Regions from separate parts of the Homo sapiens genome. Here region 2 is linked to region 1. A link is a loop called in an ENCODE intact Hi-C map of the cell type or tissue named here. Cell type or tissue: heart left ventricle. All regions are shown on one strand. Each heading gives the region's core, and the rest is flanking DNA. Links, peaks and the distances in the headings are about the cores only.

Region 1 (16,368 bases), core at 4,029-12,028:
TGAACTGTCATGTGCAAAACATTGAACCGCAACCTAAAGCTCCTACCTTATATAAAAATCAATTCAAATGGACCACAGATTTAAATATAAAATGTAAAACTATAAAACTTTTAGAAGAAAATATGGGATAAATATTCAAGACTTAGTCCTTAGACATGGCACCAAAATAGTAATTGATGGAAGAAAAAATGGATCAAATGGACTTCATCGAAATTTAGGACTTTGGCTTTGTGAAGGATCCTATAAGAGGATGAAATGGCATGCTATAGACTGAGTGAAAACATTTGCAAACCGTATATCTGACAAAGGACTTGCATCTAGGATATATGAAGAACTCTTAAAACTGAACACATTTTAAAAAATCCCCTGAGAAAATGGACAAAAGACACGAGCAGACATCTCACCAAAAAAGGGATATGAGGCCAGGTGCAGTGGCTCACGCTTATAATCCCAGAACTTTGGAAGGCTGAAGCAGGAGAATCAGTTGGGCACAGGAGTTGGAGACTGGCCTGGACAACACAGGGAGACCCCATCTCTACAGAAAAATGTTAAAATTAGCCAGGTATGATGGCATGTGCCAGTAGTTCTAGCTACTTGGGAGGCTGAGGTAGGAGGATTGCTTGAGCCCAGAAGGTTAAAACTGCATTGAGCTCTGACAGCACCACTGCACTTCAGCCTGGGTGACAAAGTGAGACCCTGTCTCAAAAAAAAAAAGAAACGAACAGCAAATATGCACATGTAAATATGATTGGCATCATTAACCATTAGGGAAAAATACAAATTAAAACCACAATGAGCTATCACTATACCTATTAGAATGGATAAGTTGAAAAATCACACCACATGCTAGCAAGAATGCAAAGAACACCAGACATGTCATATATTGCTAGCATGAATAGAAAATGGTACAGCCATTCTGGAAAATAGCTTGGCAGTTTCTTATAAAATTCAACATGCACTTACCATGTGACTCAGCAATGGCACTCTTTGGCCTATATCCCAAAGAATGAAAACTTATGTTCAAAAAAGCCTGTGCATGAATGTTAATAAAAGCTTTATTCATAATAGCCTCAAACTGGAAACCACCCAAATTTTGTTCAATGAGTAAGGGATTCAACAAACTCTAGCATATCCATTCAGTGGACTACTACTCAGGAATAAAAATAAATAAACTATTGATATGTACACCAACTTGAAGGATCTTCACAGCATGAAGCTGAGTGAAAAAGGCCAAATGCATAAAAGGTTACACACTATAATTTCATGTAATAACATCCTCAAAATGACAAAACTATAGAGGTGGAGAATGGATTACCAGTGACCAGGGGGACAGGGACAGGTGGGTGATGTGACTGAAAAGGGGCAGCACAAGGGAGTTCCACTTGGTGATGAAACAGTTCTATGTTGATGGTGGTGGTGGTGGTTACAAGATACTATACATGAGGTCAACTTGCATAGAAAGCACACACACCCCCACACCCCCACACACACACAAGTACATGTAAAAGTTGTGAGAACTGCATAAGGTCTGTCGTCTAACAATATTGAACCAATGCCAATTCCCTAGTTTTGATAGTGTAACTGCTGTTATGGAAGATGTCACCTTTAGGGGAAGCTGTGTGACTCATCCGAGGGACTGTACCTACTATTTTGCAACTCCCTATGAATATAATCACTGCAAAGTAAAAAGTTAAGAAGAAAACTAGCAGTGAAAATATTGGAAACAGTCCAATGTCCATCCATATGGGACTGATCAAATAATTAATGGTACATCCACACCACACAACTACATGGAAATTGAACAACTCAGAGATTCTGAATTGTAACAGAACAGCTGGGTCTACTCCCAGGGTGGTACCCCCTGAGCCACATAAAAACAAGATGAGGCTTGTTGAATAGAATGGAACATTTTAAACCCATGCCTTTCCTTGCAAATCTGTGCTTCACGTTTTAAAAGCAACCTCTTACACAAATTGTAGCTGCCTAATTTTCAAGAAGATCATTCACCCTTTTGCTGTCTGATGGGATTCTGCGAGGTTTCTTTTGTTGTTGTTATTGTTTTTCTGGATAGCAACTGTTAACCATTGTAATGTATTTCACTTTTGTTGTCCTTTGTGTATATTTACCTACGTTTTACAAAATTGGTATCGCACTATTCATCATGAACCTTTTTCCCTTGAGTTTTCCCCAACATTTTATTGTGAAAATTTTTAAACAGAAAAGTTGAAAAATTGTACAGCGAGCAGCCATATATCTACCACTTAGATTCTCATTACCATTCTATGATATTTGCCTATCACTTATCTGTCCTTTTATCCATTCCTCTATGCACCTATTAATCCATCTTACTTTTTTAAGGCATCTCAAAGCAAGTTGTAGACATTACTACACTTAGCACTTCAGCATGCATATCATTAACTAGAGTTCAATATTTGTTTATAGTTTTTTAGATAACATTTATGTACAATTAAATACATACATTTTTAATGTAACATTAGATGAATTTTTACAAATATATATACCTGTGCAACCTAAATCCCTATAATATATAAAACATTATAATCACTCTAGAAAGTTTCCTCATGTCTGGGGTTGCCAGATTTAGAAGGAAAAATAATAATAAGGTGCCCAGTTACATTTGAATTTCAGATAAATAATGGCTTTGTGTGTTTGTGTGTGTGTGTGTGTGTGTGTGTGTGTGTGTGTGTGTGTTTAAGTATGCCCCCACTGCTGCATGAGAAATTCTTGTCCTAAAAAAATCATTTGTTGCCGAGCTGGGCATGATGGCTCACACCTGTAATCTCAGCACTTCGGGAGGCCATGGCAGGAGGATTGCTTGTGGTCAGAGGTTCGAGACCAGCCTGGGCAATATAGCAAGGCTCAGTCTCTACAAAAAAAGAAAAAGAAATATTAGCCAGTTGTGGTGGTGCACACTTGTAGTCCTAGCTACTTGGGTGCTTGAGGTGGGAGGATCACAGGACCCCAGGAGTTTGAGGCTGCAGTGAGCTATGATCACACCACTGCATTCCAGAGTGAGACCTTTTCTCAAAAAAAAAAAAATACTCATTGTTTATCTGAAATTCAAGTTTAACTGGGCATCTTGTATTTTGTCTAGCAACTCCACAAATAACCCTTCCTAGTCAATCCTGAATCCTTTATCCTCTAGATGCATCTACTGTCTGATTTTCTTTTTGTCATCTGTGATGGTTAATATTAGTTGTCAAGTTGATTGGATTGAAGGATGCCAAGATAGCTGGTAAGCATTGTTTCTGGATGTGTCTGTGAGCGTGTTGCTAGAGGAGATTGACATTTGAGTCAGTGGACTGGGAGAGGAAGATCCACCCTCAATGTGGGTGGACACCATCCAATCGGCTGCCAGTGTGGCTAGAACAAAGCAGGCAGAAGAAGGTGGGATAAGCTGGCTTGCTGAGTCTTCTGGCTGCCTTCTTTCTCCCGTGCTGGATGCCTTCTTCTGCTCCTCCTGCCCTTGGACATCAAACTCCAGGTTCTTTGGCTTTTGGACTCTGGAACTCGCACCATTGGTTTTCCAGGGTCTTTCAGTCCTTTGCCCACAGACTGAAGACTGCACCGTCAGCCTCTCCAGTTTGAGGCTTTCGGACTTGGACTGAACCACTACCAGCTTCTCTCTTCCCCAGCTTGCCGATAGCCTATCATGGGACTTTGCTTTGTAATTGTGTGAGCCAATTCTCCCTAATAAACTCACACACACACACCCTATTAGTTCTGTCCCTCTGGAAAACCCTGACTAATACAAGATCATAGATTAGTTCTGCCTGTTTTACAAGGATCTAACTTCATAAATTGGAATCATAAAGTATGTCTCTTTTGTGTTATACTTCTTTCACCAAAATAGCATTTTCAAGATTTATTCATGCTATTTTATCTAACATTAGTTTGTACTACTTTATAAATTTGCCACAGTTTTTCCTACCGATGTACACCTGGATTGTTTTCAGTTCAGGGCTATTATAAATAGAGCTTCTACAGACATTTTTGTACAAGTCTTTTTGTGGACTATTTTTTTTTATTTCTCTTGGGCAAATACCTAAAAATGTAATAGCTTGGTTACAGGGTATATGTATATTCAGTTTCCTAAGAAACAGGTAGATCTTTTCAAAGTAACTATACAATTTAACATTCCCACCAACAGTGCATGAAAGTTCAGGTTGTTGCAAATCCTGGCCAACATTTTGTGTTTCAGTGTTTTTATTTTTAGTCATTCTGGTAGGTGTGTAGTGGTTTTTCATTGTGGTTTTAATTTGTATTTTTCTAACAATTAATGATGTTAAGTACTTTTTAATGTTCTTGTTGGTCATTCATATATATTAATTTGTAAAATGTCTATTGAAATGTTTTGCCTATTTTTAAAAGTTGGGTTGTCTTTTTGTTATTGAGTTAAGGAGATTTATTTATTTATTTATTTATTTATTTATTTATTTATTTATTTTTGAGACGGGGTCTCACTATGTTGCTCAGGCTGGCCTTGAACTCCTGGGCTCAAGCGATCTGCCTGCTTTGGCCTCCCAAAGTTCCAGGATTACAGGTGTAAGCCACCCCACCTGGTCAGGAGTTTTTTTAAAATATATTCTGTTTATCAGTTATTTGTCAGATATATGTCTTGCAAAATATTTCCCTATGTCTTGTCTTTTTTCTTAATAGTGTGTTTGAAGAACAGAATTTTTTTTTATTTTTATGAGGTTTCATTTATCATTTATTGCTTTTTATATCCTAACAAACTTTTACCTATGTCCAATTCACAAAGATATTCTTTTGTTTTCATCTGGAGACTTTATAATTATAACTTTTATGTTTAGGTCTATGCTCCACTTGAATTAATTTTTGTGTATGGTGTGAGGCAAGGGTAGAGATTCATTTATTTCTGTAGAGAGATACCTAGTTGTTCCAGAACTATTTCTTAAAGAATTTTCTTTTCCCATTGGCACCTTGTCAAGAACCAAATGGCCATGGTATGCATCTGTTTGGGAGTTCTCTATTTATTCCATTGACTTACTTGTTTATCTTTATCCCAGTACCTCCAGTAAAGTTTTGATTTCTGTAACTTCAGAATAAGTCTTAAGTCCAGTAGTGTAAGTGCCCCACCTTTATTATCCCTTTCCAAGGTTGTCTTGGATATTTTAAGTCCTTTGCTTTTTCATATAAAATTTAGAATCCTATGAATAAACCTGATGGGTTTTAAAATTTTTAAAATTTTTGTTTTATCAAATATGTTTTCTGGGCCAGGTGCAGTGGCTCACTTGTAATCCTAGTACTTTGGGAGGCTGAGGCAGGCAGATCACCTGAGGTCAGAAGTTCGAGACCAGCCTGGCCAACATGGTGAAACCCTGTCTCTACTAAAAATACAAAAATTAGCCAGGTATGGTGATGGATGCCTGTAATTCCAGCTACTCAGAAGGCTGAGGGAGGAGAATTGCTTGAACCTGGGAGGTGGAGATTGCAGTGAGCCGAGATTGTGCCACTGAACTCCAGCTTGGGCAACAGAGTGAGACTGTCTCAAAAAAAAAAAGATTTTCTGAATATATTGAAATGAGTTTTCTCATCTTGTCATGAGATGAAAATTTTTTTCTTTGCTCTACGGTTGTGGCGAATGTGCTACTATTATTGTATTGTAGTCTATCTCTACCTTCAGAGATAGTAATGTTCGTTTTATATACTTGGAAGCTCCAGTGTTGAGTGCACAGATATTTCTAATTATTATATCCTCTTGCTAAATGGACCCCTTTGTCATTATGTAGTGACCTTCTTTGTCTCTTTGCAATCTTTGATTTGTGTCTCTATAGGTGAAGTGGGTTTCTTATAGGCGGCATATAGTTGGGTCTTATTTCTTTATTTGTTCAGCCACTCTATGCCTTTTAATTATAGAATTGAGTCCATTTACATTCAGTGTTGTTACTGAAAAGGTAGGACTTATTAGTGCCATTTTCTTCCTTATTTTCTGATTGTTTTGTAACTCCTCTCTTTCTTCCTTTTCTTACTGTCTTTCTTTGTAGTTATTTTCTCTGGTAGTATGTTTTAATTGATCACTTGTTATTTTTAGTGAATCTGTTGTTGGTTTTTGTACTGTGGTTACCATCAGGCTTACAAAAAACATCTCATAGGTGTAACATGTGAATTTAAAGAGATAACAACTTATCTTAGGTCACACAAAAAATAGGAGCAAACAAGGAAAAAAACCCTCTACACTTTAACTCCACTCCTGCAACACACATTTTGACTTTATATTGCCTCAATTTACTTATTTTATATTGCCTGTCTCTTATCAAGTTGCTGTAGGTATTATTGTTTTTAATAGGTTTGTCTTTTGGATTCATACTAGGGTTATAAGTATTTATAAGTATATAAATACACAGTTATGGTATTAGACTACTCTGGGTTTGTCCGTATACTTGATTTTACCAATGGGTTTTGTATCTTCAAATGTTTTCTTTATTTACATTAATGTTTTTTCCTTTCAGAATAAGTAATTACCTTTAGCATTTCTTGTAAGATGAGTCTGGTGGTGGTGAATTCTCTCAGCTTTTGTTTGTCTGGAAAAGACTTTATCTTTCCTTCATATCTGAAAGATAACTTTGCTGGATAAAATATTCTTGGATGTCTGCTTTTTTTCACTCAGCACATTGAAAGTGTCATCTCACTCTTTTTTGGCCTATACAGTTTCTGTTGAGAAGTCTCTTGCCAGATGAATTAGAGCTCCTTTGTATGTTATTTGTTTCTTTTCTCTTGCTGCTGTTAGGATCCTCTCTTAAAAGAGAGAAAGGATCCTCTGTTTGTCATTGACCTTTGAGAGTTTGAAGATTATATAACCTTAGGTTAGTCTTATTTGGGTAAAAAATATTTGGTGTTCTTTTACTTCCCTGTACCTGAATATTTATCTTTTTCTCATGTTTTGGAAAGTTTTCTATTATTTCTTTGAATAAGGTTTCTACACTTCGCCCTTCCTCAACTCTCTCTTCAATACCAATGATGTTTAATTTTGTCTTTTCAGGTAATTTTCTGTATCTTGTAGGTGATCTGTTTCTTTTCTTTTTTCTTCTTTGTCCTCTAACTGTGAATATTTAAATAGCTTCTCTTTAAGCTCACTGACTCTTTCCTCTGTTCAATGCATTTTGCTGTTGAGGGCCTGTAATTAATTTTTTAGTCCAGCAAATGTATTGCTCAATTCCAAGATTTCTGTTTGATTTTTAAAAAATTATTTCAATCTCTTTGTTAAATTTCTCTGATAAATTTCTAAATTTGTTTTCTGTGTTATCTTGGAGGTCACTGCGTTTTCTCAAAACTATTATTTTGAGCCGGGCATGGTGGCTCATGCCAATAATTCCAGCATATTGGGAGTCTGAGGTGGGAAGATCACTTGAGGCCAGGAGTTTGAGATGAACCTGGGCGAGATGGTGAAACCCCATCTCTACTAAAAATACAAAAATTAACCAGGTGTGGTGGTGCATGCGTGTAATCTCAGCTACTTGGGAGGCTGAGGCACAAGAATCACTTGAACCTGAGAGATGGGGGTTGCAGTGAGTCAAGATTGCGCCACTGCACTCCAGACTGGGTGACAGATTAAGGCTCTGCCTAAAAAAAAAACAAAAAAAAAACTATTATTTTAAATTCTTAGAGAGTTCACATATTGCCTGCCATCTTATTAAGATCAGTCACTGGTTCCTTGTTTGGTTGTTTGAAAAAGTCATGGTTCCCTGATTGCTGTTGTTTCTTGTGGATGTACATCTATGTCTTTCATTTAAGGATTAGCTCTTTATTCCAGTCTTCTTGGTGTGGCTTGTTTTGGTTTTTATTGGATATGTTTGCTTACAGATTGTAATTTATCTGTTGACTTCTTTTTTTTCCTTGCTAGGTCACTGCCTTCTTTTTGTCACTAGATGGCACTTTAAGCCCAGGTTTGCTACAGTTCTAGTAAATGATCAGAGTGCTTCCCAGCCCAAATGGGGAGATGCCAAATGAAATATCGCAGTAGTGCAGGAAGGCTGCCTAGGGTGTTCTGCCCAGAGCACGAACCTGTTGAATGAACCTCCTACAGCATGGTGCTGCTGAAGAGCTACTCTGATTTGTGCCTCATTTCGCTGAGTTACAGAGGTTCCAGGGCTGAGGATGGCAGTCTCACTTCCCTCCTTTGTCTCTGGCTGCCCTCAGGAATAGTTTTCCTTTCAAGGTACTCCTGATGCTTCCCTTGGGTTGAGGCAGGGATGGGTCTCCTGCCAGAGAACCCAAGATGCTGGGGAAGCTGGTTGTCCACCTCAACCTCGGTTTTTCCAGTGTGGAAACTATAAGTCAGGGAGAAATTTTCCGTACACTTGGTGCTGAGCAGACTGGGAGGAAAGGCATTGTGGACACGAAAGTCTGATTCTCTTACCATCTTCTCAAAGTTTTTCACTTCTCTGTGGCCCCAGGAACTGTCTCATCTTCATATTCAAGTTTGACATATTGCTGGTAATAATCTCAGCGCTATATATTTGTTTTTGGTTTTCTGTGGAAGAAGCTTGATTCTATGCTGCCATTTTGGAACCCCTGGTGAAATTTTGATTAAGAAATATTCTGGGCTGGGCGCGGTGGCTCACGCTTGTAAATCCCAGCACTTTGGGAGGCCGAGGCGGACGGATCACAAGGTCAGCAGATCGAGACCATCCTGGCTAACACGGTGAAACCCCGTCTCTACTAAAAATACAAAAAATTAGCCGGGCGTGGTGGCGGGTGCCTGTATTCCAGCTACTCAGGAGGCTGAGGCAGGAGAATGGCGTGAACCTGGGAGGTGGAGCTTGCAATGAGCCACGATAGCGCCATTGCACTCCAGCCTGGGCGACAGAGCGAGACTCTGCCTCAAAAAAAAAAAAAAAAGAAAGAAAAGAAAAAGAGAAAAAAAAAAAGAAATATTCTGCAAATGTTTTTATATTTTACTTCCTTTTCAATTACCACCATCAGCATTCTGCAGCCATGTTATTGACAAGCACTTTCACATAGCTCTATACACCTCACCACATTGTTCTCACTCCCTTTCATAAATAGGAATTACTTCTAAGCCTCTGATTCTATGGACTCATCTTGCTTCATCTCTCTCAACATTCTTTGTATTCTGTCATCTGCAACCCTCTCTCTTCCTTTAAATTTTACTGCACCTTTTCATTAAAATATAAATGTAATTCCTATTCTTGGACCTAATGATTCCCTACTTTGGCTTCACATAACAGGAAGAACTCCAGCCTAAGAGTTAGGAATTTCTGATTTATTTACTAAGTACAACACCTAGCTCTCTCTTTACCCTCGGCTCCCACAATGGCTGTGCTGGTTCTCTCTTTACCCTGGGCTCTGCCACTGACTGTGTAGCCTCAGGCTATTAATTTAGCCATCAGAGCCTCAATTTACTTATTGTTAGGTGAAAAGATTAAATCACTGTTGTGGTTTTGTTATGTGATGGTGGTGGTTTGTTTTTCCTTTGTTAATACTAAAACTCTTTCAACAATCTAATGAAATTCATGAACTCTCTAAGGTAAAGCACATTCACACACACATTTTGCAAATAATTTCCAAGTGTTTACAAACTTCCCAGAGCCTATTCATGGACTTGAGCCTAATAATCCTTAGACTGGATATACCCCTTTCTTAATAGTTCTCTCTGGCACTAATTCCTCTTAAAATTAAAAATTAAAAAATTGCAATTTCTATTCCTGCTAAGAATTCATATTTGAGAAAAATGGTTCTGACATCTCTCAGCCATATTCTGATAATCAGAATTTTTAAAAGTCCCTATGCTAAGAAGGTAAGTGGTTTAGGCAAAAAAAGCTCCATAAATCTCAATCTCCTAACCTTTTGATCTGCCCACCTTGGCCTCCCAAAGTGCTGAGATTACAGGCATAAGCCACCTGTTTTTTGCCTCCTAGAAATAAAAGCTAATCACTTGTAGAATTTGGTGGCATTCTCCCTTTGGGTAATTGCTCCAGCCATGTGAAATCCTTGCTTCTCCTTTGCCTTCCACCATGACTGTAAGTTTCCTGAGGCCTTCCTAGAAGCAGAAGCCATTATGCTTCCTATACAACCTGCAGAACCTCTTTTCTTTATAAATTTACCTAGTCTCAGGTATTTGTAGCAATGTGAGAACAGACTAATACAGAAAATTGGTACTGACGAGTGGGGCGTTGCTATAATGATACCTGAAAATGTGGAAGCATCTTTGGAATTGGGTAACTGGCAGAAGTTGGAAGAATGTGGAGGCTCAGAAAAAGACAGGAAGATGAGGGAAAGTTTAGAACTTCCTAGAGACTTGTCAAATTATTGTGACCAAAATGCTGATAATGAAGTCCAGGCTGAGGAGGTATCAGATGGAGATGAGGATCTTATTGGGAACTGGAGCACAGGTCATTTTTGCTATGATTTAGTAAAGAAACTGACTGCATTGTGCCCTTGCTCTAGGGATCTGTGGAACTTTAAATTTGAGAGAGATGATTTAGGGTATCTGGTAGAAGGAATTTCTAAGCAGCGAAATGTTCAAGATGTGGTCTGGCTGCTTCTTCTAACAACATATACTCATATGTGTGAGCAAAGAAAAGATCTGAAACTGGAACTTATATTTAAAAGGGAAGCAGAGAGTACAAGTTTGGAAAATTTGCAGCCCAGCCATGTGGTAGAAAAGAGAAGCCTATTTTCTGGGGAGGAATTCAAGAAGGCTGCATAAATTTGCATAACTAAAAGGAAGGCAAATATTGATAGACAAGACGATGGAGAAAAGGGTTCCAAGGCATTTCAGAGACCTTTGCAGCAGCCTCTCCCATCACGGGTCCAGAGTCCTAGGAGGGAAGAATAGTTTCCTTGGCTGGGCCCAGGGCCCTGCTGCCTTATGTAGCCTTAGAACACTGCTCCCTGCATCCCAGCCACTCCACCTCCAGCCATCTCTCTCAACATTCTTTGAGAATGCCATGGCTAAAAGGGGCCCAGGTACAGCTCCGGCTACTGCTTCAGAGGGTGTGAGCCATAAGCTTTGGCAGCTTCCATGTGGTGTTAAGCCTGAAGGTGCACAGAGTACAAGAATTGAGGCTTGGGAGCCTCCATCTAGATTTCAGAGGATGTATGGAAACACTTGGATGTCCAGGTAAAAGCCTGCTGCAGGGGTGGAGCCCTCATGGAGAACCTCTACTAGGGCAATGCAGAGGGGAAATGTGGGGTTGGAGCCCCCACATAGAGTACCCACTGGGGAACTGCCTAATAGATAGGCAGTTGAGAAGAAGGCCACCATCTTCCAGACCCTGGAATGGCAGAGCCACTGACAGCTTGCCACCATGTGCCTGGAAAAATTGCAAGCACTCAATGCCAGCCCTTAAGAGCAGCCATGGGGGCTGACCCCTGGAAAGCCACAGGGGCAGAGTTGCCCAAGGATTTGGGAGCCCACCCCTTGCACAAGTGTGCCCTGGATGTGGGACATAATGTCAAAGATTATTTTGAAGCTTTAAGATTTAATGACTGCCCTGCTGGATTTCAGACTTTTATGGGGCCTGTAGCCCCTTTCTTTTAGTTGATTTCTCCCTTTTGGAGTTGGAATATTTACCAAATGCCTATATCCCCATTGTATCTTGGAAGTAACTTACTTTTTTTTGATTTTACAGACTTATGGATGGAAGAGACTAGTCTTGTCTTAGATGAGACTTTGGACTTTTGAGTTAATGTTGGAATGAGTTAACACTTTGAGCAACTGTTGGGAAGGCATGATTGTATTTCTCAATGTGAGAAGGACTTGAGATTTGAGTGGGGCCAGGAGTGGAATGATATGGTTTGTATCTGTGTCCCCACCCAAATCTCATGTTCAATTACAATCCCCAGTGTTGGAGGTGGGGCCTGGTGGGAGATGATTGGATCATGGGGGCAGATTTCCCCTTTTGGTGCTGTTCTCATGATAGAGATAGAGTTCTCATGAGATCTGGTTGTTTTAAAGTGTGAGGCACCTCCGCCTCTCTCTCTTCCTTCTGCTCTGGCCATGTGAAGTGCTTGCTCCCCTTCCCATCCATGATTGTAAATTTCCTGAGGCCTCCCCAGAAGCTGAGAAAATGCCAGCATCATGCTTTCTGTATGGCCTGTGGAACCATGATCCAATTAAACCTCTTTCCTTCTTAAATTACCCAGTCTTAGATATTTCTTTATAGCAATGTGAGAAGAAACTAATACAGTAATATTTCTCCATCTTTCAATCGGCTCCATAAATTGTGACTGACATGTTTAGTAACTTGAAACTCCCACTTCTGCTATATTTATTTGGGAATGCTGTATTGAATTTAAATAGATATGTTGTAAATAAAAAAGTTTAAAAATATTTTTATATTCAAACAGCAGTTAATAATTGGGTAAAGTGGGAATTATATTGCAAAATCATTGTGAGCTATTTACCTTTTAAAAGTATAACTTTTCTAGCTCTAGCACTAAAAATGGCCCACAGAAGAATTATCCATTTTAGACTCATGGAACAATTTGATATGCACCCTTAGAACCCTAAATGAGGTCTCTAATACAGCACTGAAAGAATGAAGGCTTGGTGAAAAGTAGATAATTCCATAACTTGGTGCCTATAATATCTTATTTCCAGAAAGCAAAATGCTTTCAGACTATGACTATGTGGGTGACACTGACAAGACAAGAACAAGCTTAAAAAATCTTCCACTGGAGATATTACAGTTTGAACAATACAAAGGAAACACCTAAAAGTATATTTCACTGGAACAAGTGTGAGAAAAATCATGATCATATAATAGTATTCCAGAAAGGATAAACCATAAAGTGTGCTAAAAGAACATTTCAACTCACGAAAAGGATGATTATGTAGTATATATTAATTAGTGGTTATCATGTTATCCTATTTTTTATCACTTTACTATTTAATTGTATAGTATTGGCATTTTTATTATATCAGGAAATTATTGGCTGGGCATGGTGGCTCACACCTGTAATCCCAGCACTTTGGGAGGCCGAGGCAGGAGGATCACTTGAGGTCAGGAGTTTGAGACCAGCCTGGCCAACATGGATAAACCCTGTCTCTACTAAAAATACAAAAAATTAGCCAGGTATGGTGGTGGGCGCCTGTAGTCCCAGCTACTTGGGAGGCTGAGGCAGGAGAATCACTTGAACCCGGGAGGTGGAGGTTATAGTGAGCTGAGATCACGCTGCTGCACTGCAGCCTGGGTGACAGAGCAAGATACTATTTCAAAAAAAAAAAAGAAATTATTAAATATATTTGTTCATTTGTTTAAGCATATCAAAATTTGTGGTTATAAGCATAGTTGGTCCATTGATCATGGCAGCAAGAATGAGAGTTGATAAAAGAGGAAAAGTAAAATATTAGAAGGGTGTGGAATCCAGTCAATTCGCAGAGTAATTAGTTACAATCTGGATAGAGGGCTCATTACATCATCAATTCAAATCAAGAGCCCAAACATTGTGAAAGTGATCTCTGCTATAAGATGGATACATGCTCCAGGTTTTCAAGGAAAAAATGCTGGCCTGAAAAGGTCCACTACGTTAGAAGGATTTCGGTTTGTATTGTCAGTATGCCTATGCTTCTGCTACAGAACAAAACACCATAAAACTTAGTGGCTTAAGTTTTCTCTGAATAGTTTCCCCTATTCTGTGGGACTCTTCTGGTCTGGTCTGTTTTGTCTTTGTGCTGAATGTTCAAGGCTGAATGGTCAATGTCTGGTAGTTGGACGGTTGCTTGGCCTAGGGAGGCTTCAACTAGGATGGCCTGAATCTGCTCCAGGTGATGGCTCATCCTCCAGTAGGTTAGCTCAGGCTTTCCACACGTGGAAGCCTAAGGATTCCAAAAACCTGCAAGGGAGAACAAGCCCCAGTATGTCACATTTGCTATTGTCCCATTGGCCAAAACAATTCTAATGAAAAACTCAGAATCAGTGTTGGAGAGGATTACTCAAGAAGATGTGAACAAATTGGGGACTGTTACTTTAATAACCTATTGCAGTTTGTTCAGTTTGATTCATTGTATTTTTCAGGTATATATTTTTGAGGTATTGTTTAAAGGCTTATAAATAATTTTCATGTTAAATTTATAGGTCTAGTCGTTGGCATTTGAAATGTTTAAGAGAAGCAGGCACAGAAAATTTCAATGTGATTTGAGATGTCTAAGGAAATTTAATTAATCAAGTTCTAAGTAGTATTAAATATTTAAGAAGGATTTGGCCTGTTACATTTATGAGTTAACACATGAATCAAAGAACAAGCAAAAGTGATTGTTTTTATTTTCTACAAATATTATCAGAGTAATGAATGGACTTATGAGCTTTGTTAAGTTGAATTTAAAAGCTTGAGAAAAACTAGGATTTAGATTTTGCAACTCAATTTAAGGGACTAAAAATCAAAACACATTACTGTGAAAAAGTTTTCCACACGCAGAAACCCCGCTTGAGATTTAGTAAATCTCAGTTGACACATTTATTCAATAGTTTATTCAAATCATATTTATGGCCAGGCAAATGGCTCACACCTGTAATCCCAGCAATGTGGGAGGCCGAGGCAGGTGGATCACTGGAGGCCAGGAGTTTGAGACAAGCCTGACTAACATGGCAAAACCATGTCTTTACTAAAAATACAAAAATTAGCTGGGTGTGGTGGGGCACACTTGTAATCCCAGCTACTCAGATGGTTGAGGCATGAAAATAACTTGAACTGGAGAAGCAGAGGTTGCAGTGAGCTGAGATTGTGCCACTGAACTAACTATAGCCTGGGTGACAGAGCAAGAGTCTGTCTCAAAAACCAACCAAACAAACAAACAACCATATGAACCATATGTATTAATCATCTACAGTGTATGTATTAATCTAGGCACTGGGAGTATGGTTGTCTTAGTCTGTCTTCTGTTACCTAACAGAATACTATATGCTGGATAATTTATAAAGAAAAAAAAACTTACTTAGTTCATGAATATGGAGGCTGAGAAGTCCAAGAACATGGCACTGGCGTCTGGTGAGGGCCTCCTTGCTGTGTCACAACATGGCAAAGGGCATCACATGACAAGTGGTCAAGCATGTGCATGTCAGCTCAGGTCTTTCTTTCCCTTCTTATCTTCCTCTTCTTATAAAGCCACCAGTTCCATCATGGGGGTGGGGGCCCACACTGATGACCTTATCTAATCCTAATTATGTCCTAAAGGTTCCACTTCCAATCAACATTTGAATTTGGGGATTAAGTTTCCAAGACATGAAATTTAGGGGACACATTCAAACCATAGCAATGTTAGGAAATGACTCCCAGTCCCTTCCTTCATTCAGACTTAACACCAGCAGCGCACATATTGGAAAAAACAATTCAAACAAACGGCATGATTTCAGATAATGGAGACACAAATATCAGTCAATCAGAGACTAATTCCTAATCCCATTTTCCTCATTGTGAAGGGTATTCTGTCTCCTCTCCCATTTTCCAGGAATGGGATCAGTGGGCATTTCCTTTTTCCCATAGCCAAAGACACCACCAAGTGCTCCATTTCCTACCTGACTGATTCTTGATACCAGTCTACTGCTTCTTTCATAATCAGTCAGTGAATCCAAAACTGTTGTTTGGCTATCAACTGTCTCCTTTAGACACTTCTCGAGGGCGCTTCTGTCAGGGAAGAGAAGTGAAGAGAAAAGTAAGAATCCAGAGCACATGCAATAAACAAAGCAACCCAAAGTTGATAAGCATTCAGCAAGCATTCACTGAACACCTCACATTCAGCTAAGTGTGAATGGTGAGAAAGCAACACAGGAGGGAGGAAGCCAGGCTCCTTGCCATCAGGGGGGATCAATCTTGTAGACAAGGCAAAATTACATTTCACCCAAGACACCTATATTTTTTACATTTTAAGATTTCTAAAATGGGACTTCATCTTACAATCATGACACCTTCGACTGGATGAAATACAGTAACTACAACACAAAGCAGCATTGTGCCCTGAGAGGTGTGCAAAGCCTACAGCAATTAGGACACTGGACCAAGGTCAGGGTGCATATTAGAATCACCTGGGAAACTTTTAAAACTACCTTATGCCCAGATCCCACTCCAGACCAACTGAATCAGTATGAAAGAGTGGGGTTGAGCATTTTGGCATTGGTACTTTTTTTTTTTTTCAGACGGTGTTTTACTTGCCACCCAGGCTGGAGTGCAGTGGCATGATCTCAGCTCACTGCAGCCTCTGCCTCCTGGGTTCAAGTGATTCTCCTGCCTCAGTCTCCCGAGTAGCTGGGACTACAGGTGCCTGCCACCACGCCTGGCTAATTTTTTGTGTTTTTAATAGAGATGGGATTTCACCATGTTGACTGGGCTGGTCTCGAACTCCTGACCTCAGGTGATCCACCC
Region 2 (16,368 bases), core at 3,471-11,470, 1.3 Mb after region 1:
GCTAACATCTTAAATTAGTACATGTGAGTTAAAAATGCATTTTGGAACTTGGCAATGGCTACTTTTCACAGTAAGAGGAGTTATTGGGTAACCAACACAGGATTTTTTACCCCTTCTCTTTTTCAGTAAAAATCAATTCTTGATGATGATCCAAATCAACAACAATGCTTTACATTTGTATAAGACTTTACTGTTTCCTGAGTGCCTTTTTTTTCATGATGCCCTTACAATGAGTCTTTACAGTGAATAGGAAAGAAGAGAAAACAAGCTCCTAAGAAGTTAACAGAGGTCCAAACAAGTTATCCTTGTTTACCTCCTCTTGCCTGTTACACCATAGAGCCAAGTGGCTGTATCTCAGCATAGGTCAGTCATAGAATTCAGTAGATTAAAATAATGATAAGAGCTAACTCTGAAAAGCTTTCCAGTTTACAGATAAGTTTCTTTTAATATTCATTATTTAATCTTTAAAACGATCTATTAGGAGATATATTGCCTTCCTCATCCCCATTTTACCGGTGAGGAAACCAAAGTTCAGAGGTTTTATGTGACCTTGGCTCAGGCCATGGCAGAGCCAGGATTGAATCCCTACCCTTGAACTCCTTTTCCTGTTCACTTTCCATTACCCACGTGCCCAAATAGCTTTCCAATCCAAACATTACATAATATTAGACTGTTTAATGGCATGCAATTGCCTTTTGGGAGAAAGGACCACCCTGCATCTCTCTTAAAGAAACAGCAAATTTGATTTCCATCACCCTGAAGTTATGTTGCTAAGTAACAGAGAGAGATGACCCAGAAAATAGCACTTAGATAACTGAGCTTTATTTCTGCTTACCTTAATACATTTCTGAGCCATAGCAATGGGTCAAAGGCAAGAAGAGGATAAAAACACTTTCAATTTGATTTGACTTAATCTGTTTTACTATTTATTCACTTTAAGATGTACACAATATTGATTTCTCCATTGAGTTAACTTTTGAGTTATTGAGTTAACTTTAAAAAATTGTATCCTTCTTTATAACCTGGAACTTAATGCTCATTCTGAGAATCCAAGTTATCTCTTTAGATGTGAACAGTTTATATTTGATAATCCCTGAGAGGAAGCACTATCATTATTCCTGTTTGATTAATAAGGAAACTAAGATTTGGAGAAAATAAGTAACATGCCAAAGTCCTTTAGTAAGGAAATAGAAGACACAGAATGGAACCTAGACCTGCTCTAGCCCTTCTGCCCCTAACCACCGCACTCTACTGCCTCCTTGTGGCCCACCTGAAAACTGGGCTACAGCCTGCAGCATCACTGCCCAGTAGAAATGAGAGCCATACATGTAATTTACATTTTTTTAGGTAGCCAGATTTTAAAACATTTTAAAAAGTGAAATTATTTTTAATAATATTTATTTAACCCTAATGTATTCAAATTATTTTAGCATGTGATTAATATTAAAACATAATTTTTAAAATTTAATGTGAGAAATTGAAAATATTACTGAGATGGTGTGCATTCTTTTTTTTTTAAATGAAATATTTGGAATGCAATGTGTGCTTTACACTTACAGCACATCTCAGGACAGCCATATTTCAAGTGTTCAGTAGCCACATGTAATTTGTGGCTACTATATTGTACAACACAGATGTTTATTAATAACCTTGACTTCGAAAGAAATATGAGTCTTTGTCCAGGCCAGAAGCTCTAAATAAGACGTGACTCTATCAGAGCATCCAAGGCAATCTTATAGCAACTCATTTGAATTCTTGGAATTATATGACAGACGGCTTCAGACCCATTCATAGCAGCAGACTTCACTGAGTGTTATCCAAATATATCTGGCCCCTTTTATGACCATTTCACTGGACTTTGCAGCTAATATGTCATGATGCTGTGCAGCACATTTACAGTGTGAGAGGTTGATAAGAAGCAGCTTTCCATGCCAGCATTCTTAATTTATATTAATTCTTGTTGGCTTTGGTTAGAATTTAAAATGTCAAAAAAAAAAAAAAAAGAAGAAAGAAAATAGGCAAGATTAGCATGAACTTTTTATGGATGAACAGAGCGGAAGTCCCTGATGGCTCAACAGAATATAATAGAATATTTAAATTCAGGATATGGGAAAAATATTTCTGTGAATGCTCTGTTAAAATAGCTGTTGGTGTTTATTACTGAAATGGAATATAAAAAGAACTTCTTGAAGAACCATGTCATACCTCCCTTATTGCCAAAACTACCTTTTGTTCACATAATAGAATATGAGTGTTAGGTAGGTATTACAATAAATCTTATAATCAAAACTCAGGGGAAAATGTAATGGAATGTCCAATAATTGAACTATATAGCAGATGAATTTGATAACAGGATATATTTGATTTACTTTAGTCTGATCCTTTAGAAAATTGAATATCTAAAAAATATTAGGAGGCAGAAATAAGGGTAACCATTATCTTTTAAGTGCTAGGGATATGTTTCCTAATACCTTTGGCACTAGCCACACAAACTTTTATTTCATAAAAAGGAAGTTGATACATTCAAGATAGTAGTTTTTCTCTACCTTTTAACTGAAGCCCCGGAGAGTAGACAATGCCAGCCACATGGATAAAGAAAACTTTTTAACACCCTTACTACCACATTAGTATACCAGCTTCAGATGAGCATTTTCTGCATCCTCCTCTTAGCATGAAATTCTATCCCCCACTCTGCACCCCTGTGGTAGTGACCTGTTCCCTCCACCTTTAGTTACTTCTAGTCCCAATCCCATTACACTTGCTCCCCTTCATCTTTGTCCAAATCATGTTTGTTTCTCTCTAGCTCTGTCTCCCTGCTCTTTTTTTTTTTTTTTTTTTTTTTTTTTTTTTTTTTTTTGAGATGGAGTCCCACTCTCTCCCCCAGGCTGGAGTGCAGTGATGCAATCTCCCTGCTCTTTTAAAGCCCAGTCCAGCATCTCATAACACCATCCTCATCCCTGCCATTTCACAACTTCTTGTACCTTCTTCCATCATCCTCAGGGACTTGAGCACCAGGGCAGTGACTCTCCATTGCTCACCAAACTATGCTGCGCTCTTCAGCAAGAAGATCCATCACCAAGTTCCTGTGCTTCTGTCCCTTCAGGGCCCCCCATTTATGCTCTACCTTAGCATTTACCAACATGGCCTGGCCACTGGCTTTTTAATTATGCAGACTTTGTCATTCTCTAGCATTTGAACTCCGAAATGCTCCTCTTTGAGCTTAAACTCTTACCTCTGTCCTCCCTTCCCTTTTCCCCACTCTCTCATTCCCGCTGACACTTTAAAGGGATCATGATTATGACCTGCCACCTCCTCGCTCCTCTGTCTGCTCAGTTGCCTTCTATTAAGACCTAAGCATCAGCATAGCTTCCGTGACAGGTGCTATTCTCCTGCTCCCTCTTTCCTGCCGGCCCTGCACTTGATCACTGTTAGAACCTCTCTTCTCCCTGATTTTTGCATTCATAATTTATAACCCTATCTCTAATTTATCTGATGTATTTCAGTAATGCACGTGACATCAACTTAGACTCTTTCACACTTTTACCAACATTTACCTGCCTGACAAGGCCAACCCAAGTTACTTCACTACCTGTATTTTGCTTTCCCTAGACCAATATTTCTCAATTTTTTTTTTCATTATCATACTCACCTCTTTTAAGGAGCTTTTTTAGATATTTTTTCTTATCAGCTTTCTCCCCAATTAAACACTCAAGAATAAGATTTGTTACATAGGATTGAGCTTGGAAAGACCCAAAACCATTGTAATGTCTATGATTATTTTTCACCACCATCATCCCCACCCCAAGAAACAATTTTCACTCCTGTAGAGAATGTAGGACTCTAGACTGTCATCCAATCTATCAAATGATAGAGGAAAAAAATACAAATCTGAGTTGAATGGGATCCCTACATGGAAAACAAAACCATGATTAGGGGTAAGAGCTGTTGAAAATTCATTCCTTATGGTCTTTTATGTTATCTCCTGTTTCCCTAATGCATACATCCTCTGTTCCCCTCCTCAGTGCCCTGTACACACACCCAGAAGACAACCTCATCCCTTACTTTTACTTAGAATATTCAGGTCATTCAAGGTGAAATATTACAGTTTCCTTTCTTTCTATCTCAAAATTTCCTGCATGTTCGTAGACTCCTGCTTGCTTTGCTCTCCCATAGAAGAAAGCCTTATTAATATCTTGCCTCCTTCATGAGGCTAGTGTTTATACCTGTGTTTGTGTGTTTTTTTTTAAATTGAGGCATAACTAACATGTATTAAAATGCACAAATCTTAAGTCTTCAGTGCAATGAGTTTTGACAATTTTATGTGCTCTTATAATTATTCCCAAAATAACGTAGACAATTTCCATCACCCCAGAAAGACCTTCCATACCTCCTTCCAGTAAGTTTCCACCTCCCCTGAGGCAATCACTGTTCTGATTTTATTTTTTTTACGATAAGTTAGTTTGGCCTAGAACTTTATTTTAAAGTGATAATTTGGTATGTATTTTTGGCATCTGGATATTTTCATTTAGCACAATTTTTTAGTCTTATCCATGTTGTTACATATTACTTTTTATTGCTGAGTAGTATTCTATTGAAATTAATCTTAGATAATTTGTTTATCCATTTACTGTGGGTGGATACTTGTTTGTTTACAGGTATGGGTTATTACGAATAAAGCTGTTGTGAATATTCACTTCCCAATCTTTGTATGTTCATTTTTCTTGGGTAAATATATATTTATTTATATAAATAATATATAAATATATAACATATAATATATAATATATAATTTATATATTTAATTTAATTTATATATTTAATTTATTTAAATATGTCATACATATTATATATTATTTACATATTATATAATATGTAAATAAATATATTAATAATTATATATTGTATATTAATTTTATATAATTTATATATTTATATATTATATATTTTAGATAAGTGATATAATCAAGCAATATATAACCTTTATACTTATATATTTATATGTAATATATAAATATATAAATATAGGTGTAGAATTTGGGTGTTTCTTTAATGTTTTCAGAAATTACTGTATTAGTCTGTTCTCATATTGCTAATAAAGACATACCTGAGACTGGGTAATTTATGAAGAAAAAGAGGTTTAATGGATTCACAGTTTCACATGGTTGGGGAGGCCTCACCATTATGGTGCAAGGTGAAGCAGGAGCAAAGACACATCTTACATGGCAGCAGGCAAGAGAGTGTGTGCAGGGGAACTGTACTTTATAAAACCATCAGATCTCCATGAGACTTATTCACTATCAGGGCAACAACATGGGGAAAACCTGCCCCCATGATCCAATTACTTCCCACCGGGTCCCTCTCACAACATGTGGGGATTATGGGAGCTGCAATTCAAGATGAGATTTGGGTGGGGACACAGCCAAACCATATCAATTGACAAACAGTTCTCCAAAATAATTGTGCCATTTTTCACTCCATCAGCAATGGGGAAAGATTCATTTGCTCCATATCCTTTTGAACATTTGGTGCTGTGTTTTAGCCATTAGTGGTCATTAATGTAGAATCCACATGTGTTCCTGATTCTATTTCTCTCCTCTTCTATTACCACAGGCTCTCTCTTAGGTCTTCAAATTCTCTCCAGTCCACAACTTCAGCATGCCCCAGATCCCCCTAGGGAATCTTTCTCAGTTGAGGCGCTCCCTCCAGTTGTTGTCTTCACTCTTTGCTTTTGATCAAATTGGCAAGAAGAATGGTTAGCGCCTGGTGCTTCTCCTTTGCACCTGTTCACACAGCTGTCTAGTGCATTCACTGCTCTGCCAGCTTTTACTCCCTTAGTTTCTCTGCAGTGAAGAATATGACACTGTTGATCTCCTTCTGATTTTGAAGCTCTTTATTTCATTGCTTCTATCACAGTGCATTATTTTGCTCTTCCAAATCCAACATCTGCTCTTCTTCGACCCTTCCTATAAATTTAGGGACAGCTAAGAAATTCACTTCATATCCATTGCGTACACACATAGAGTCCAAATGTCTTAGCATTCAGGGCTTTCCATAATCCTGCCACTTTCCTCCTTATTCTTCACTCCTCTCCCATATTGTGTAAACCCAGACCCCAGCCAGATTGGCCATTTGTCAATGTATGAGAAATACTAACCTGCCAGGTTACATTTTAGAGACTGTGACTGAGGTTTTAAATAGAGAACTTTCCTAGTTCATTTAAAATGTGGTTTCATTTACATTTTTATCATTTCATGGTCAGTGGCTGTCCAAAATTAAGTTACTGGGAAATAACGAGAATGTCTATGTACTTACTCAAGATTTGGCAGTTGTTTGTATGTAAACAGATTGCTAATGATTAAACTATTTTTGTGAGTCCCTCTCCCCTACTGCAACTCCACTCATTTATACTGTGATTACTAATGAGTTGAGGTTGCGTTGTTTTAAATCCATCATGTGCTTTGCAAGGAATCTTCTCTCAATCTTTCCTTTTCCTTTTGTAATGACTGCAGTAAACACCGCGGAGACCTGAAGACAGAGCTGCCCAGGAAGTGCTGGGTGGGAGCAAGCTTTGAGGAATCCCCTGGTTTTTGTTTACATTCTCTTGAAGGAGTTGGAATGTCATCATTTTCCTTCATTGCATAAATATTTCTAACAGAGGATAATTAAACAGGCCAGACTGCTTTGTCAAGTGCAAGAGTTTCAGTAGTCTCCCTTGTCCTGAAAATCATTTTCCCACCCCATTCACCCTTTACAATCTTTCCCGGAATCCTTTGTTATCTTGTCCCCTTGAGCTCCTGTGCTGCCTGAAAGACTTGGGATGACTCAAGATATAGGTGAAAAAGGAATAATTTTTGGAATAACTCAAGGTGAAAGAGGAATTTTTTTTTTAAGAGAAAAGGACTCACTATGTTGCCCAGGCTGGAGTTCAGTGGCTATTCACAGGTGCGATCATAGCACACAACAGCTTCAAACTTCCAAACTCCTGGGCTGAAGCGATCCTCCTGCCTCAGCCTCCCGAGTAGCTGGGACTAGTCTGATTCAATTAAAAGAATAAGAGAAATGTGGATAATCATTGAAAATTTCTTTCTGCATACATTTGTCTTACTTTAGGGTACCAAGTGCCTGAACATTTTTTCTAAAGCCCAGTAGGAGATCAACTTTACCCAGACAATTAAATTTGGCATATAGGCTGTTAGACATAATCAAAAGGCTTTTAAATCTAAAAATGCTCTGTGTAGGCCAGGAAGAGAAATAGGAAGGACAGAAAGAGGAATATGCATGTTCCACCCCTGTCTGTGGCCTGCAGGGTCTGTCCCAGGAAGCATGAAATAAGGCCCCTTCCCTTCTTGGTGACTCCTTAGCAATTCTGCCAACCTCCCTCCCATTTGTACCCTCCTGATATAGGGCCCAGTTCCCTTAGTTTGGTGTTTTCATGCCTTGCCTCTTGTCTGCCGGCCAGCATAGCAGGGCTCTCTTCCCTCAGCTTTCTGGCCACCCTCCTCCTGCAAGTGACAGGGACAACAGTAACTGGCACTTAAATGGCACTCTGCTCAGCACTTCTCATGTCTCATGAGCCTGCCCACACCAGTTGTCTAGGACAAGCCCATCACTCTCCCATTACAGACTGAGAATCACGTGAGGAGAGAGCCCAGGGCCAGGAAACTGATGCCAGTGCTTTCTGCCACATCATGCTGCCTCACTACCACCTCCTGTGTGTTCTCCTCAAGACTAGCAGCTGGGAGAGCTTAGTGAGTTTGAGTCTCAGTTCTACTGCAAAATTACATGTGACCTTGGGAAAAGGATTTTACCTTGCAGTGCCTCCAACTGCTCGTGTATAAAGTGCAAATAATACTAGTAACTACATCTTTCATGAGTACTAAATACAATAATGCGTGTAAGTCCTCAACATAGGCCCTATTACCCAATGAAGATGAAATAAGCTTTAACTATTATTAATTATCATCAGCCCAGGGACATAATTTCTCACTTTCAATTTGAAACTCAGGTCCTTGGTATAAAATATGCAATGAATCAGAAGTAGATAATGCATTTTCTACCCCTGCAGTTGAACAGCTCGGGGAAATTTAAACTTTGCTGAGGCTTAGTTTCTATCCGTGTGTGTGTGTGTGTGTGTGTGTGTGTGTGTGTGTGTGTGTGTGTGACAGAGTCTTGCTCTGTTGCCCAGACTGGAGTGCAGTGGGCTGATCTCAGCTCACTGCAACCTCCAGGTTTTAGTGATTCTCCTGCCTCAGCCTCCTGAGTAGCTGGGACTACAGGCATGAGCCACTATGCTTGGCTAATTTTTGTATTTTTAATAGAGACAGGGTTTCACCATGTTAGCCAGGCTGGTCTCGAACTCCTGACCTCAAATGATCCGTCTTCCTCAGCCTCCCAAAATGCTGGGATTATAGGCGTGAGCCATTGTGCCCGGCCTCCATCTCTTTAAAACAAAGGGTGAGAACAAGTGATCTCATAGAATTATCCAGCTGCAAGAATCTGTGGTTTTAACTACAACTACAGGTTTCTGGTCTTTTAACTGAGAAGTAAAAGAAAAAGAAGACCAGAGAAGAACTTGAAAGTCCCTTTTCTCTCCAGAGGAAGTACTTGCATTGTAATAGCATCCTGCCTCTGCTGAAAAAAAAAAACCCATCTGTGAGGCTTCTGGTAGAAATTTGAGCTGGGAATCTTGCTGGAGAGGAGAAAGGAGCAAGTGGAGTTAGCATTTATTGCCTCCTACTATGTGCCAGACACTCGGCTAAGCATATCACTCATGTTCTTTTACTCCACTCTTACAGGAACCTAGAGAGGTAGAGATTATTTAATAATAAGCACATTTCTCTTTGGCCACTGGGGCTCCTAGAGATGAAGCATCTAACACATCATTCAACTGGTGAGGGCAGAGCTGAGATTTAGACCACCCCAAGCCTGAGCCTAAACCCAGGAACACGCATTAAACTGCATCATCAAAGCATCCTTTTAGCTATGGGGCAAATGAATCCTGACTAAATTAAGTTATTCTCAGCTGCCTTCCCTTTTAGGTCCCTACCTGGGAGCATTGTTTTACACTTTCCCTTAATCTTGAAAGGATTTAGCATATATATTTGCATACACTTTGAAGTGAAACTGGCTTGGGACTAGTTTATCCCAGCCCGCCCCCATGCGCAGAACCAGCCCTGCAGATGCAGAGGAAGGCACAGTGGGGCAGGTGTTCCACTGCCTGGGTGCAGAGCAGTGACCTCATCTGGATGACGATAGACACCAAGAGTCGTTCCAAAGAAACAAAGGAGAGGAACTCAGGACTAACATTTCCTCAGGACCTACTCTGTGCCATCCCCAGTGTGAGGTGTGTGTGTGAGCTGCATCTCCATTTCTGCTGCCCTGTGACTCCATCTTACCATTTCTCAGTTTCCAGGTGGGAGAAGGGTAGGATGGGGGGTGGGAGGGAGGCAAGTGGCCTATTCTCTGAATGTTAACTGTTAGGCCAGTGCCACTTTTGCGCCACTCTGTCTAATGAGTTTGACTGTGAATTGACTTTTTTTTTTTTTTTTGAGATGGAGTTTTGCTTCTGTTGCCCAGGCTGGAGTGCAGTGGCATGATCTCAGCTCACTGCAACCTCTGCCTCTGGGTTCAAGTGATTCTCCTGCCTCAGCCTCCCGAGTAGCTGGGATTACAGGCGCCACCACCACGCCCAGCTAATTTTTGTATTTTTAGTAGAGATGGGGTTTCACCATGTTGGCCAGGCTGGTCTCAAACTCCTGACCTCAGGTGATCTGCCCACCTTGGCCTCCCAAAGTATTGAGATTACAGGCATGAGCCACTGCACCTGGCGAAAATATTTTTTAAAATTCTTTTAACCACATAATATGAATCTGTGTCCTCCACACAGTTCCACGTGGCTTCTGTAGAAAGTCAAGCAGAAAAATTAGGGTGAACCCCTAGTAAACTAGATGCTATATTTCCATTACATTTCCCAGGTGTGCTCAGTAAACTTGAATCTAAAGGAAGCTACATAGAATATAATCTGATTTTCTTTTCTTTCTGTACAGGAAAGATAGTAGAGCTACAGAAACATGTGTGCTCTGTAAAGATCATCTCAGTCAGACGTTTACAATTTGACTTTCACAATTCAGTTTTTTAGAAGAGCTGGTAAAGTCAGTATGCCAAAAAAAACCATGATCTTTTTCATTTGTTGGGAACATCAATTTTGAATCCAACAACAACAGACACCCCGACAAAGGAATAGTAATTAAGAGGTCTGCCCAGCATTCCAAGTTCACACTGTGGTTAATGGGAAATTTTACTGCCACCAAGAGGGTCGCCAAATCCATTTATTTCTGTTACTGGCATTTCCTACGTTCTCCCCAAATGTCAATACTTTTTCAAAGCAAGCATCTACTTTCAGTTTAAATGAATATGTCATGAGACTTTAGACAGGAATCCAAAAAGTTCTCTAAATTGACAAACTTACCCAGTACTTAATTACTAAAAGAAAAATGTGGCGAAACCTTGTTTGCTTTTGCTAAATATCTGTCACTGACATGGAGCCATGAAAGTGACACGATGCAAATGTTTTTACTTAACACACAGGAAAAACAGTCCCAATGCTGTGTAACCAAAGGGAAAATTCCCTGTGAAACTACAAGTGTTTAATGGCAAAATTCGTACATTCTAAACAAGATCTAATTTCTACTTAATGTTTCTCTTATGAAATTAATGATGATGTCACTGGTCCCAGGAACACATTCTCGGGAATTTTTTAGCCTTTTGGAAGCTCCCGGGGGAAACATGAGAGAGTTGAGTTTTGCTGCAAAATATTAGGAGATTTTTATTTTTGTTATGATGGATAACACAGGAGCTAAGACTTGGATATGCAATCAAGGATATTCACAATACAGCCCCTATGAGAGAGAAAACTGCCTCTTTTCATTGCAGTATTACCCCAGAGTTCTACTCTGCCCAACCCCATCCTGCCACATTTCCTGGTATCCAGGAGTATCTTTCATGGGGCAAATTAACCAGCCAGTGCCACCTTTCTCTTTTGGTCAGATTGTCCCAGGGAAGTCTTCTTTATCCTGTCTTTTTAGCTTTCAGCATCCTATTATATTTAGCCTCCTCTGCAGGATCAATTGATCCATGCTAAGCAGAATCACCTGAGAGGCTTAGAATCCTAATGATTCCTGGGCCCCACCAAGACCTGCTGAATCTTATCAGTCCTGGCATTCTGCACTTTACCAAACACCTGGAGAGTTTTACGCACCAGAATTTCAGAAGTGTTGATTTAAGAGAGAAGTAAAGACAAAATATTTTAGATCACGGAGGATTATTATCAGTCGTCAGCTGGTGATGCTGTTTAGCAGTTAAGGAAATTCCAGATGCTGCAGGGCAATAATATTGCCAAATTCTGGAGCAGTTTTACGCTTACCTGCACTTTTTACCTATGCAGGGATCCCCAAGAGTTCCATCAGTGCCGGTTGAACCCTCTACCAGAAGCTCTGAGAGTCCTTGTTGTTCTTGGTGTCTTTAGTATCACATGAGTTCTTAAAGGGATTCAGAGTTTTCTGTGACTCCAAAATCAAAGTGTGTCTGTGCCTGATTGGACAGGATATATACTGATGTTCGATTTTATCTATTTTTCACCAATTATGGGCTAGTTAACTCTGGCCTTTCAATATAACTCAGAGAAATGACCCATGGACTTGGTCAGTTCAGAGAAGAAAAGTTATTTTAATATTTTTCCCCTTTGAAATTGACTTGTCAATTCGGTCTAAATGGCTAAATTAATACAATGCTATGAATTTAGGTATGATAATTATTAGATTAAAAATCTATTGTGGGGCCAGGTGAGGTGGCTCATGCCTGTAATCCCAGTACTTTGGGAGGCCGAGGCAGGCGGATCACGAGGTCAAGAGATTGAGATCATCCTGGCCAACATGGTGAAACACCGTCTCTCCTAAAAATACAAAAGTTAGCTGGGCGTGGTGGTGTGTGCCTGTAATCCCAGCTACTTGGGTGACTGAGGCAGGAGAATTGCTTGAACCTGGGAGGCGGAGGTTGCAGTGAGCTGAGATTGCTCCACTGCACTCCAGCCTGGGCGACAGAGCAAGACTCTGTCTCAAAAAAAAAAAAAAAAAAAAGCAACAGTGAAAAACTATTGTGGTATCAGAAACAAAGAAAAATTTCTCTGATGTGTAACCCAAGCTTTTTATGAATGGTTTGAAATGTGGAAGGATATTATTTAGGAGAGACTATATCAAAAATGGCACATTCTCCTTGGTTTTAAAAATTAAGAAAAGAATAGGTTTCAATGGGTGATTTTTAGAAACATTAAATGAGTTAATAATAAAAGCCAAAACATAGACAGTACCTACCAAGTGCCTGAGATGCATGGGGGTCAGATAATTTGCCTAAGGAAACACAGCTAGTAAGTGGTAGATGTAGAGTGAGACGCCAGTCCTTCTGGTTTTTAAGTCTGTGCTTTTAACTACCATATAGTGGTAAGGTGGATAGGCGGCTTAGCAGTGTGCTTGGTAAGGAACAGATTTTCAAAACGTGGATGCGGTGCCTGTGATTTTCTTATGATTCTAAGTTAGGCTTGGGCTGCTTCTGTCTTCCTTAGGATCACGTCTATAATACTTAAAGAACTGTAGAAACAAAATGTAACATGGGGGAATCATATTGTCACCTTTTGTCAAATTTTATTCAAATATTGGAAAACATTTAAGGAGATTTACAAAGATCTAGAAATAAAGAGTAAAACTATGGCTTTTTGTTTGTTTGTTTGTTTTTATTTTTTTTTGAGACAGAGTCTCACTCTGTCGCCCAGGCTGGAGTGCAGTGGCGTGATCTCGGCTCACTGCAAGCTCCGCCTCCCAGGTTCACGCCATTCTCCTGCCTCAGCCTCCCAAGTAGCTGGGACTACAGGCGCCCGCCACTGTGCCTGGCTAATTTTTGTATTTTTAGTAGAGACAGGGTTTCACTATCTTGGCCAGGCTGGTCTCGAACTCCTCTGACCTCATGATCCACCTGCCTCGGCCTCCGAAAGTGCTGGGATTACATACAGGCGTGAGCCACGATGCCTGGCCAAAACTACGGTGATTTTTTTTTTTTAAACGAATGCAGCAATTATTGAATTTCTACTCTGTGCAAGTCACTTTTCTGAATTGGGGAAAAAAAAGTAACATTAGTAAGATGTAGGTCCCACCTGTGAAGGAACTTAAAACCTGGTGGTCACAGATAAATTGTATAACATTTCAGCGAGTGAACACAGAAATGCCAAGTGTGGCCTCAATGGAACGGTCTAGATTTGAAGTTCTAAATTAGAGTCCAGGTGTTATCGAAGCTGTGTGACTGGGGACAAATCACTTGAGCTCTCTAAACCTTAGTTTTCTATTCATTTGGGATGATGGTGGTCAGTATTTTTGTCTAAATCTTTGAAAGGGAGATAATTATGCCAAATTTATAATGCTGAATGAGAATTAGAGTAAATTACTTAGCATGGTCCTTGGCAGAGAGTAAATGTTTAGGAAACAACTATTGTGAAATATGCAGCTTAAAAAACTTGTCTGCATGGCACATTCACTGTTAGATGGACCTGGATCCCCCCTCGCAAGAGGCAGCAGTAGGTTCCCCACACGTGCTTCACTAGGATCTCAGAGAAGAAAAATATAGATGTCAGAATGGGGCTTCTAGGTAGCATTTTCCTACCATATTTTTCCTATGATGATAGAAAAAAAAACTGAAATATCAGAAAGGTGATACATATGTATACATATGTTCTTCGTTTTCTTAAGTGTTTTTAGGAGCTTTGAGCTGGGCAAGTCAGGGAAGGTGTCTCTGGGAACCAGAGTTGAATAGGAAGGAGAGAAGAGCCATCTGTGAAGTGGTGTGGGAAGAACACCAGGCTGAGAGGCGGAAGACCTAGGGCTAGTCCCTTGTTTTTGCTTAGGAGCAGGGCAAATCATGAAAGCACTCTGAATCTCAGTCTCTAGTACTGTAAATTGAGGTTGGAGTCTATCCATGATTCTCAAATCTGGGTGATTGTCATATTCATACGGAGGGCATCCTACTAAGAGGCCAAGCCTCAGAGCACTAAAGTCTTTTTTAAAGCACACGCAGTGATTTGTAAGGTACAGTGAAGATAATCAATGGAGTAGGTCATTGTTAGGTTCTGCAGAATAGATGCCAAAGGCCACCCAGTTTCGCTGGAGTAGCGGGTACCTGGGTATGTTTGGAATGCTAGTCAGAACCATATTGTAGAGGGTTTTAGCCTAAGAGTCTATCTGTAGGTAGTTGGACATTAATAAAGATTTTTATATATGAAAGCAGAGGTCTAGAAAAAGTTCTTCCCGTTGTCGGCACGTAATAAAAGGAGAAGAATGAGGGAACTAAAATCAGATGTGTGAACCAAGGCATTAGCAAGCGAAACTGAGTAAGTGCTGAGTAAGACTGCAATAATCCAATAGTATTGTAGGACTGATTTTTAATATGGGATAATTATCAGAGAAACGTGCTATAATACAGATATGAAAAAGGGATGCTACTAACATCAGAAACAGTTTGAAATTAAGTTTCAATCTCACATAATAATCATATTACTATATAACCAAGAAAGGTTTTATTTAGATGAATTATCTTCTCTAAGTTATTGTGTCAAAGCCACACCTATTTCATAAGCTCCCACCAAGGGGTGAGCAAGAGAGACTATAGAAGAAATATTCTCTTCATTCCTCTCCCTTTTAGAAACAATAACAAATCACCACTTATCAACTTATTGGGCTTTCTTTAAGAAGAATTTAAAAATCTCTCTCAAGGTGGCATGTGATGTCTGTTAGCCTGACCTGTTGGTGCTTAATGACACTCAGCGGCTCCCAAGCAAAAGGAGAATCCTCCAGGAGTACACAGCCAAAAAGAAATGTCTTCTCTGCCAGAGTCTTTGCATCTTGTAATACTCATATACTAAATTAATTACATGATGAGGTGTTTTTCTTAAAGTCTGTTAGTCTCTCACAGGATTTTTGGAGATGATGTTTTTTATCAAGAATCTGGGTTCTTGGTATATAATTTTGATGATAATCTTTCCATCGTGTCACATGAATGTTCATGGACAAACTCAAGCATTTAGGTTCATAGACTGTACTGAATGGTCATCTTGCTAAGCTCACATGTAAAAGGTCTAAGTTTCCATTCTAACTGATATGAGCCACGACAAAAGAAAACCATTAAGTCATTGCTATGAAGATGTTATGGGTTTTTTTTTCTCTCCTGATTTGAAGAATATCTAAGCTAAATTATATCCCAAGGGACTTAATTTTCAGCCTTAATTTTCAAAGTCCATACCTTCCTTTGGACTTTGAGAGGATTTCCAAATTAATGTTATTAAAGATTTATGCATTTTTGGAGGAAGAGTTCTGCTGACCATAAGATAATAGCCAAATTAGTGGGATACAAAAATACATTTCATTTAAAAAACATGTGCCAATGGAAGAATTACATGAAGGTATATTATAGAATAGAAACTTGAGTGTATGTAAACGTAGTGTGTGTATGGAAGTCATGGAGTCTTGTGGGTACTCTTTAAATGTCCACGAAATGAGTGAATCAATAATAAAGCACTAAGCGAGCTGTAATACAAATTAATTATAACCATGCAACTTGAAAGCCATCCCAAGGACAATCCACTTAAGGACATGGGTGTTATACCTGTTCTCAAGGATGGGACTTTGCATGAACAAGAGCCCATTAGGAGTTAGATAGACCCTAATAAGAAGAGGATAGTGCAGACCACCACCTCTCCTGAGAAACAGCTAAGTGCTTGACATATAATCGATAATGATAAATATTTGCTTCATTGAATTGTTAAATCCAAGGTCTATGTTGGAAGCATGGCGGTTTTTTCCCCAAGGTCTATGATAGTTGAAATTGCCTTATGTAACAAGCTGCTTCTAACACTTAAGAACTCAAACTTATGGAGTGAATATTAGTTTTCCCTCTATGTCACTTCATCCTCAGAAACTGGAGCTGTAGGGCCGGGGCGTGGGAGATGGAGGGGATTGTATCAGGAGCTACGGTCACCTGCCTTTGATACCTCATGGGACAGTTCTGCTGAAATCGCAGCATGCATACAGATCACCTGGGAATCTTTTGAAACTGAAGGATCAGATTCAGTAGGTCTGGATGGGGCCTGAGATATTGTGCATTTCTCACAGGCTCCAAGGTGATGTTGCTGAAACAGGTCTATGAATCACACTTTGAGCAGAAAGGTCATTAGGGGTGGATTCCTAAGAAGTTAGAATCAGCAGATATGGTATGATGGAAGAGCACTCCGAAGACTGTTTATATAAACATGGATGAGTCACTTGACTTCCCTGA

The links. A loop is a pair of places that touch in the nucleus more often than their neighbours do. Peaks named below come from ENCODE experiments on the same cell type or tissue, not always from the same donor. Only the 100,000 strongest peaks of a DNase experiment are listed, where the experiment ranks them.
Region 2: it touches region 1 in a loop (3-fold over the local background); 27 of 110 quality-filtered maps call a loop at or near these places.

Annotation. Positions count from the first base shown.
Region 1 is chr12:30,799,178-30,815,545 of GRCh38, reverse strand. It overlaps LINC00941 (long intergenic non-protein coding RNA 941), which reads right to left. Exons shown (of 5, transcript NR_040245.1): 3 at 15,525-15,633; 4 at 14,945-15,012; 5 at 12,835-13,845. Among named protein-coding and RNA genes, the nearest start is that of LINC00941, 12 kb to the right of the region's middle. In heart left ventricle, for the core only: a CTCF peak has its summit at 7,906 (motif pointing right); no DNase peak of the experiment used is centred there.
Region 2 is chr12:29,537,423-29,553,790 of GRCh38, reverse strand. The region is part of intron 10 of TMTC1 (transmembrane O-mannosyltransferase targeting cadherins 1); the gene reads left to right. All of the region lies in intron 5 of LOC105369714 (a long non-coding RNA gene), which reads right to left. Among named protein-coding and RNA genes, the nearest start is that of OVCH1, 48 kb to the right of the region's middle. In heart left ventricle, for the core only: no CTCF peak of the experiment used is centred there; a DNase peak (open chromatin) is centred at 7,639; H3K4me3 peaks cover 883 bases.